Regions from separate parts of the Homo sapiens genome. Here region 2 is linked to region 1. The links are chromatin loops, found by intact Hi-C in ENCODE. Cell type or tissue: Caco-2. All regions are shown on one strand.

Evidence for each region. A loop is a pair of places that touch in the nucleus more often than their neighbours do. Peaks named below come from ENCODE experiments on the same cell type or tissue, not always from the same donor. Only the 100,000 strongest peaks of a DNase experiment are listed, where the experiment ranks them.
Region 2: a loop joins it to region 1, with 12 times the contacts of the local background. A loop is called at or near these places in 1 of 110 quality-filtered maps.

Annotation. Positions count from the first base shown.
Region 1 is chr18:24,928,441-24,933,440 of GRCh38, forward strand. It overlaps LINC01894 (long intergenic non-protein coding RNA 1894), which reads right to left. Exons shown (of 2, transcript NR_146903.1): 2 at 4,334-5,000. Among named protein-coding and RNA genes, the nearest start is that of LINC01894, 57 kb to the right of the region's middle. In Caco-2, no CTCF peak of the experiment used is centred here; DNase peaks (open chromatin) are centred at 2,451 and 2,751.
Region 2 is chr18:25,074,900-25,079,899 of GRCh38, forward strand. All of the region lies in intron 7 of ZNF521 (zinc finger protein 521), which reads right to left. Among named protein-coding and RNA genes, the nearest start is that of LINC01894, 89 kb to the left of the region's middle. In Caco-2, no CTCF peak of the experiment used is centred here; a DNase peak (open chromatin) is centred at 2,322.

The sequences.
Region 1 (5,000 bases):
TTCTCCGGGCTGATGCCTGTTAGCTGCAGGAAAATGCTAAAGCCAGAGGCAGCTGGTCTTCACAGAGGCTACAGCAGGGCAGAGTTCCATCTGGAGGAAGCTGGAGACCGACTGGGAGTTACCTCAAGACCAAAATGCTCCTTTCTCTTCTGCAGAACTAGCTGTGAAGATACCCAAGACCCAAAGCGAGATTTACAGCAAACAGGAACTAAAGAGCAGACGGCAGGTGGTAGCTCAGATGCCAAAGCAAGCCTCATTGCAGTTGAAGAGGGGCACAAAAATAGAATCGAATGTGGCCCAGAGTGCTTAGAGTGGGAAAGAAGATTCGAAGCCTCGGGACAGATCTGTAGGGGAGAGGGGGGGTGGAAATATTCTCCTCACTCACTTGCTCTCTCTCTCTCTCTGTCTCTTTCTCTCTCGCATCTGTGGTTGCTTAAACAAATAAACAAAACAAGATGGCTGTTGATGGACGGCTGTCCCCTGCACACCGACAGAAACATCTTCGTGCTAGGTTTGCCCAGCTGAACACATGCCACAGCTGATCCGTCTGTTGAGCAGGCCGCACACCACTGCTGATCAATCTTCACATGCCAATTATGTGATGTGGAGTGGGCTGGGAGGAGCATGCACAGGTGAGGGGGGCTTGGTGGAGGGAGAAAATCACTCTTGGGATTCTGCTCTGTGCCCCTGCTCTCGCCTTTGTCCCTGCTAGGAGACAGTGAGGGGACAGTGAGGGGTCCTCTCCTCCCAGCACCACACCATCTTATACGTAGTGCCCCACTAGACGATGTTTGGTGCCGCCTCCATCCACCTCTGAGGAGGGCCAATAGAATCCAAACATGAGAGCTTAGGATAGACAGGAGATTGGTTCCTGTTTGTGGCAGATGCAAATTCTGTCACCAGGCTGGAGAAAAGCCAGCCACTGTGCAGTCTTTTTGGGATTTGTTTGTTTGTTTGTTTGTTTGTTTTTTGCTCTTTTTTTTTAGATGGAGTTTTGCTCTTGTCGCCCAGGCTGAAGTGCAATGGCGTGGTCTTGGCTACTGCAACCTCCACCTCCCAGATTCAAGTGATTCTCCTGCCTCAGCCTCCCAAGTAGCTGGTATTACAGGCTCCCACCACCACCCCCGGCTAATTTTCTATTTTTAGTAGAGACGGGGTTTCACCATGTTGGCCAGGCTGGTCTTTAACTCCTGACCTCAGGTGATCTGCCTGCCTCAGCTTCCCAAAGTGCTGGGATTACAGGCACAAGCCACCGTGCCCGGCCTTTGTTAGGATTTCGACAGGGATAGAGATTCGTTTTGTGCCCTCTCTTTTCTTCTTCCCTACGAAAATAGGCACACCAGAAGCTTAACTCCCTGCACAGAGGGCTGGACTCTGCTGTCCTCAAGGAGGTCAACTCCCTTGGCAGCCGAGCCCCAGACATACTGATGGTGGTGTCAGTAGGGGAGTGGCCAGTTTAGCACGTGTGTGTGTGTGTGTGTGTGTGTTTGTGGTGTGTAGTCAACACATCTTCTCAATTTTTCGTTACCAGTTCAAGTAGCGGTCTGAGGGGCTCCCAGGGAAAGCTGGCAGGACCTAGCACATGAGAAGCCCCAGTGTCTAGATGGCAGTGTATGGAATGAAGAGCTCGTGGAAAGCCTGGGTTATGCTCCTGAGCCCACAGAGCAGCACACTCAATGCATTTCTAAGATTCTTGTCTTCTCCTCTCTAAACCAAAGCCTGCATAGCAACGGCAGAGGTCCTCTTGTCCTTCCTAAACTCAACTCTTCTTTCCTCTCCGTAAGCATTGGTTCATGCATCTTACTTACCTGCAGGCCAGAGTCTAGCCTGCTCTCCCTTCATAATCTCTTCCATCGCCTTAGCCAGAGGGACCTCTTCCTTCTCTCTATGCACTTTATTGTCTGAATATCTCATAGAATTCTGCTGCACACGATGTGGTTTGTGAATGCCACTAGATCATTACTCCAGTGAGTTCAAGTCCCTGTCTTGCACATTTTGGTGTTCCTGCACAGTGCCAATAATAGTGCTATTCAACTACTGGGCTTGAAATATATATTCACTAAAATGAGGGAGTTCTCAGGAAGTGGCAACTTGAAGATTTGCCCCTGCAAAGTATATGCCTCAAAAAAAAATATTAGCAACAAAGACCCTTACATGTATGCCACACTCCCTGCCTTCAAAGCTTCCTCAAGAACCAGGAAGTCCCGTTGACTGATCTGTTTCACAGTGGTTCCCTGGCCATTGCCCTCCTGCTGTGAAGCCACTGGAAACTTCCCTCATTTGCTATTATTTGTTACAGGCCCCAAAGTCAGAATCACTCATTGCTAAGTGTTGGTTTTCAGGCTCATGCAGAAGCATTTTCATTTGTGTCCTTTTTCATCTGACTCTTTAAACTAATCCTTCTTGACTTCAGATCTTTGCACAAACCTCCCGTGTCATCATCGGGGAGCTCTGGGCCCAGAGCAAAGGTAGGAGGCAAAAAGCCCCAAATCTGCACGTTTTATTTCATTGGTACATGTATTTAATCCATCTGCAAACTATTCATTGGATAGCATTGTAGGCTTCCCTCTCTGGGAACACTAAGGTATGTGTATTCAACAGTGGAAAATAAACATAAGATTTTATTACAAAGTGCCACTGCCGCTCCTGGCATGAGTAATTTGTGCACCTGCATTTTTAAAATGTTTCAAAGTTTTTCCCCTTGGTGGATTCCGTGGTAACACACATTAGCTTCCCGGCTGTCACAGCCTGGTTCTTGTAGGCCCCTGTGACTTCTGCCCATGCGATCCAGACGTCATTGTTTTCAGAGTAGATAGCAAACAAACGTGATGACTGCCCCTGTAAGCCTTTGAGAGTGCAGGTTCCTCTTTTGTCCTGATAAATGCCTTCCTCCCAAGAATTAGCAAAGCTATGGAGTGGCTTAATGCCAAATCCCAAGAGGTAAAGGACAGATTATCAAGGGAGGAATAAAAGTCAGGCTTTATCCCCAAAAGACATGGGGATGGTTTTAGAGACAAAAGCTGAGTTGATCCCTTCTGCCATGCTCTTTGCCTTGTAGTCTGCTGTTTCTTAAGCACAGAAACCAAGTCACTTGCAGCTCCTCACTGAGGTTCTCCAGCAAATCAGGCAACCCAGTATGATCTAGTCGGAACTGAGATGCCCCATTAGTGATGGAACCTGGCTCCAGGGAGCTTCAGGTTTGGAGAATGGTATGGAAGCATTGGAAGGGGAGAGCAGTATTACTTGGAATGGGACACAGCATCTTGGCTTTCTTTTATCTTTTCCTTTCTCTCTCTCTCTTTTTTTTCAATGATTCTGATTTTTGCAGGTGTCTAAAGTCAGCTTTGTGTACACAGTTCTAACTAAACAATTTCCCCTGTGATCTCTGTAATCTCCTGGAAATGTTCATTGATTCCTTCCAATGTCCCCCACAACAGCCCAGAAGACTGGCAATTTCAAGTCATCTTAGGCATGTTAATACTTTCTTAAAGTCATATTGCAGCATACTGCACACTTCTCCCTCAAACAGTGGGTCTCAGAGGAAGATGATAATGACCCACTGCTACATCAACTTGATCATTAGAGTTTCTGTCTCTCTAAGAAACATCAGGCAGTTAACTTGATCTAAAGAATATTTATTTATCTGTCCAATGCTGCAAATGGAGACAGAGAGAGCTCCACTGATGATAGAATCGCTGGGTGTGAAATCTTCATTGTTCAGTGTGATCGAGAGCAATGGAATGCTTGTTTCATTTAAATAATACCAAGTTTTCCAACACTACACACCATCTGCCTTGGGAGCTGCCTGGCCCAGGCACAGAATTTAATGTGTGTGGCATTTTTAATGGTTTAAATGCAAGTTTGTTCTGGTTTTAGTCCAAAGGGTGGTAGTGAAGTAGTAGGCAGTGTTTTCACTGCTGAGGCTCAGATTCTTCATTCTTGCTGTAGATGAGGCCTTCATTGGCCAACTGTCCATCTCTGAGCTTGACAGTCTAGGAAAATAATTTTCCAAGAATATATTTTTTTTTCTGGGAGAACAGGAAGAATCTTGCTTTGATATCCTCTGTGATTTTGTACACTAATACTTATAGTCAAGTCCCAAGTTTAAATTCTGGGAAACATTTCTCAAAGAATCCCCTAAAACTTTTGAACCAGGTTCTCTGATTAGTTCTGCCTTCCATGAATGTATGGACCATTGTCTAAAAGGAAAGACTCCTTGAATTGTAACTAAAACCAAATATAAAATGGACATGCACACACACACACACACACACACACACACACACGAGTTTATCTGGAGAGAAATCAAAGACTTATTTTGACAGAGACCTCTTGTGCCCAGGTTGCTCATGAATGTTATTTTGTGTAAAGAATACTAGAAGCAGGCTGGGTAACAACACGGGAAGTAAGTGCCACATTCATCTGTATTGTATAGTGAGTAGCATTTGATGATAAATATACCTTGTCTTGGATTCAATATTGCTTAGGCTCTGTCCACAGTTTTAGGCAAAGAAACTATTTGGACTAATTATTTCAACAATCCAGGGTAAGGATACTGTATCAGTATAAGAAACTCTAACTGTTCAAATTAACAGCTCTACAATTTCAGCACCTTAACAGAATAATGGTCTATTGTTCCTCCCACCCCTGTTTTAGTATGAGTTGGGGGTAGTGTAAGGCTCTGCACCATGAAGTCATTCAGGGATCCAGGCTCCTTCCATCTTTTGTCACCTCCATCTTTACCATGCAGTCACCAAGATAACCACAGAAAACTAAGAGAGAAATAGAATGTGGAACCTGTACCCTCACTCCTACTGTCTTGGTCCCAAAGCCCCTCCTCAGTACAAAAGGACTGGAAATGTAATCTGGGGCCAGTCTTTGCCACACCACATGCCATTGCCTTCATTACTAGATAGTTCATGTGAAAATATCCAGCTGCAATCATAGGGAATTGTTCCAGTTCTCTCCATCTCATTGTGTCTTGGAGCTGGTGGAAGGAA
Region 2 (5,000 bases), 150 kb after region 1:
TGAGAGTAATCTATAACCCTCACATCCTTAAATAATTTGCTACTCCAAGTTAATTTTAATTCATTACAATAAAGCAATATAATTAAAAAAATCTCTTTAAAGTGAAGTATTTAACATGATCCTGAAAGAAAGACAGTCCTGACTAACAGAGGGCCAGGCGGCAGGCATGGTGCAAACTCATGCAAATTCAAAGGTGAGCCGTAAACAAGAACACACAGCAACACTGCCATGCATAAAGGGCCAGGCAACGGGAGGCCTCATTCTAATCAGTCCTCAAAGGAACCTGCCATACAGAAGTGGCACTTATTCTAATTTAAAGCCCTCATGCTTGCTTCAGTGTTGCAAAATTTATAAAAGAATAACTTCATTAAACCGCCTGGCATTTCAAACACAAATGCAAACCAGCCACAACACAGAAGGAGCTGGACAAGAGGAAGAGAAATATTCCCAGAGAGTTGTTAGCTCAGATATTAAAATAGAGTCTGCATTGTGGTGCTTCTCTTTCCGTGCAACTTTCCTTCACCAATGACTCCTGCCACCGGGCTCTTTACTTCTGTCACAAGTCCTGTTGCTCCTGTGAGTTTGCTTAATAACACTGAAAATCATTCAAAGCGGTTTGGCGAGCCCAGTCACATGCAGAAATACATCTGGCAGTACATAAATGAACGCTATTCAATGTTCCTTGCCTGGCCTGCAGAGGAGATTGATTCTGAACACACCACTATTACAGTTCCCATTTACTTGGGTATATATTTCAGACTCACCTAAGTTGTTGAAAAACTAATGGAAGAAAAAATTTCTTCTCCTTAACCCTGGCACTCAAGAAAGAAAACAATAATAAGGGTTAAGTGGAAACAGTCTACTGAATCCACGCACGGCGCAGGAGAAAAGTTATTGTCACATCCTAAAACATATGCTTTAAAGGGAACTTCTTTTTCTCCCCTGAATCAGAGTCCTAGAAACGCTACAGAAAAATTACTTCAGGCTAGATTCCTAAGCTGCAATGCAGTGTGTGTCAGAACACACATCATTTCATGCTGAACTGTCAGCATATTTCTCAAAATCATTTTTTTTTGGAATGCAATGAAACGACAAATCTGGAAGCCTGTATAAAACCTCCAAGCCTCTGAGAAAGTATGTGTCACCCACAAGTTAAACTAAGCATCATGATCTTGAGAGATCCCAGTAATGAACCACTCCTTTCCTGCTCAGTGTTTCTCATCACCTTAGTGGGCACAAATCTGTGCTAAGATTTTGCTTCAGAGAACACAGTGAGCGTTCAAAAACCTCGAAAATGGTAATCCGTGGATGAATAAGAGGAAATGGCCTTAGGGTAAGTAAAAGGTGAATCTCTCCAAGGGTTATAAAAGAAAAAGACTGTTTATCCCAGTTGTTTTTCAGAATTCTGGAGTGGGATTCTTGCTGTTGGTTGGAAGAAAGACCTGTTACAGGGTGCTCAGACCAGGCTGACCGGAGACCAGTTCCACGCAATGGATGTGAAACTTAAAGTTGTCACCAAAAATTGCAGGATGATAGGAGTCATATTCTTCTTAGGGTAAACAAATATTGAAATGAATTATCTCTTATCCCTATGCAATTGTTTTATAGTGCTGGAAGCTTTTTATATCCAAATAATGCAATATTTTGGTGAAGGTAAGTTTGTATTCTTTTTTCTCTCCATGAATACAATCGAGCTAATCAGATGGAATGAATGAGCCAATTCACTTACAGGCAGCCTTTATTATATAATAAAATATGGATTATTGATCTTGTGGAGTTGGCAATTGCATGATGCAAATTCAGTGAAGGAAACCTCCAATATTGGAATTTGAGGCTATTTGTATTGACGCTTGAATCTACCTGAACTATTTTCACTTTTGAAAAACCATCAAAATAAAACAACACTAAAACTAATTAAACCCAGTGTTCCAAAAAGGACAAAGAAAAGTTAACACAGAGGCCTGGGATGGAAGGCTGGGATGGCCCCCTTATAGGGTATAATCCCTTGTTCTGTTCCAACGGAGGGAGAAGAAACAGGCAGGCTCTTTGGGCCTGTCTGTGGAGTAGTGAGTACAAACTTATTTGCTAGACCCAAATGTACTGCCTAGGCAGCTTGCTACAAATCCTACCCAGCCCTGTAATAAGAGTCAGTGTATTGTTGTGGCCCTCACACTTGTGAGGCAGACTTGTTTAAAATACAACACTGGGCTGTCCTAGCAAAATCCTTTCATCTCTTATCTCTTAAAAAATGCGGTCATCAGCCCGGGTTAGGAGACAGCTCTGAATACAAGGGTCACATGGCAAGGAAAGCCTACACAGCAAACACTGAAGGGAAGAAAGAACGTGAGCTATGTTATTCAACGTGTATTTACTCACCTCTGTTCTGCCTTCCCGTTCCCCTTATAAATCTGCCCCAAGATACGATGGCATGCTGATTGCTATTTGTGCTCTGCTACAAAGTCCAGGCCAGACTGTCTCCTGTATTCCTTATAAACTTCTCCCAGCTCTTCCCTACAGAGCAAGCACGCCCTTCCTTTTGACAGAGTTCACGTCCTCTCTACCTTTTTATGGGCCACATCCGCGTGCCCCCCACATAGCAGCACAACACAAACATGTGCCTTTCTCCTCTTATGTTTTTTTTAAGAGTAAAAACAGGCTCTGTGTTTTGGTAGGCATCCCTCCAAAGCATAGGTGAACGTCCATGCGTTATGTTTCCGAAAACGACGCCAATGAAAGGGAGGGATGAGAGATGCTAAACAATGCCGCACCAAAGTTGCAGACTGTTCGGCTACAGTCCAGAAAATGAATCCAATTTTTCATTCTGTCATTATAAATATTTCATTGCAAATGGTACTGATTTTCTGCAACTGTGGTTAAGCAGAGGGCCTCTGTGTGAATATTTAAGAAAAAAAAGAGGAAGACAACGAAGAAGAGGGAGGCGGGGAGAATTAAAGGTTAGCAACCAATTAATTTCTCACTTGAAATGTAAAAGATTCTGGGAGAAATTCAACAGTGATGTAGTGTGTGACTCAAAGAAGAAGAAAAAAAAAACATTTACTCTGCTCTTCTTCTGACAGTTTCTCATAAAATATCTGCAGTCCATCTATCTTTTAGTACTCCGGGCTCCTCTGGAGAGCAGAAAATGGTGGTTTAAAGCTCACTTCAGTGCCAGTCTGCGGGAGATGGCTTTCCACAGGGCCCCCGCTGATGGAGGCCTAGGGGAAGAGGCCCAGGAGTTATTCAATCAGCCCGAGACTCTGGGGCGGCTGGGGGTCCTTTGAGGGCTGATTATAAAGCTGCCCTCCTGTTGCCTGCCTCGGAACAGAACGAAATGAGCAGCCTCTTGCTGCGCAGATTCTGAAAGAAGGAATTTCACCTGTCATGGAGTTTGTCAGAATTTCAGGATTTATCTTGGTGCAAAATTAATAAAATACCAACCAGGATTTCAGGCTGACTACTCAGCTGTGTCATCTCAAAGTGATCTTTCACCCAAGAAAACCTGGACAGTGAACACGGCCATTCTTGCCCTACTTTTCCTTTGCAGGATGAACGAGACGATGTGACTAATGCCACCCAAACATCAGAATGAGACCGTGAGCCAATTACACGCGAGGCAGAATTATGCGTGGGTGCTGCTGTCTTAATGCATGACCTCTCACCCCGCCGCTGCAGTTCTAAAGCCCCTTTGGAATAAGTGGAGTCTAAGGCATAAAAAGGCCATTTCTGCAGCTTATAACACAGTAGGTCCCCTATGGCATCACATCTGTTAAATGCATACACTGGTATTTCAGACCCGGATTTGATTTATCTTTTAAAAGGAGTACTAACAATGGAGTATGGCAAGAATATATACTATGAAACGTTGCACATTAATCTTGGGTTGGCTATGAACGAGGTGCAGTTTCATCCTTTGTTTCAGCACACGCCCTCTGCATGTCCCATCACCTTCTGGGCTCCCAGCAGAAAGTGGGAGTGCAGAGGGCGGGGGAGGTGGGAGAGAACACAAAGGGATAGGACAGAGTGGGAACAAACCACCTATTTCTGTGACCCTCTGCCGGCTCTGGGCTGCAACAAGTTTGACCATCTTGGCTTCTTTCACTTTAGACTGTGGCTTGCATCGCACAAATCACCACTGCTCTTTTAAGTGAAGTTCTGTACAACCCAGGGGTTTGATCATTTTGAACTGAGACTTGGGTAGCTCCAAGGCAATTAGTTCTGGTCCTCAGAGTGGGTGGCATCGCATGGCAGATGGCGCCAGTGCGTGGGGTCTGGATTGGCGCTCATGCCACTGGTTGGCCCAGGCCAATGGACAGAGTGGGCAAGCAGTTCTCAGGACCTTGGTCTCACTCAAGTTCGACTTCCAGAACACTGAACTCAGGTTCAGCACAGGGTTGGTTAGTTTGGGTTGTGATGCACACCTTGTTTTGTGTCCCTGGCCTCCATCCACGCTCAGGCCATGGGTCCCTCTTACTCATCGATGATTAGCAGCACAGCCTCGGCTCTCGGAGTCAGCGACGGGTTTAAGGCATTGCTGCTTCTCTAATTTCTAATCGACATTTTCTAAATGAGACATTAAACAATGCTGTAATACATTCTCCCCAGCTCTTCCCCTAGTTAAATGACAATTCTGCTTTGGAGAACCAGTTTTACAATTCAGTAGCAGTCTGACTATACTAACACCAAGAGATCTCAGGAAAAAGTAAGAGAGAGAGAGAGAGAGAGAGAGAGAGTGAAAGAGAGAAGACAGCTAGGAAGTGAGCGCACAGATGGTGGGGGGGACGCAGGGTGCTCTCAGCAGGCTTCAGTGGAGATGCATTAACTCCACAGAGGGATAAGGGCTTCCCACCAGTACTGTCATGAATTATAACTGAGTATGGGAGTGAAGTCTTGGTGCCTGTCTCACAGCAAATATACTGTTCCATTTTCCTGCACAATCACCTTTCACCCTTATAAACTCAAAGCACAGCAAAGCACACTGCTGATATTTAATGGTATCACAG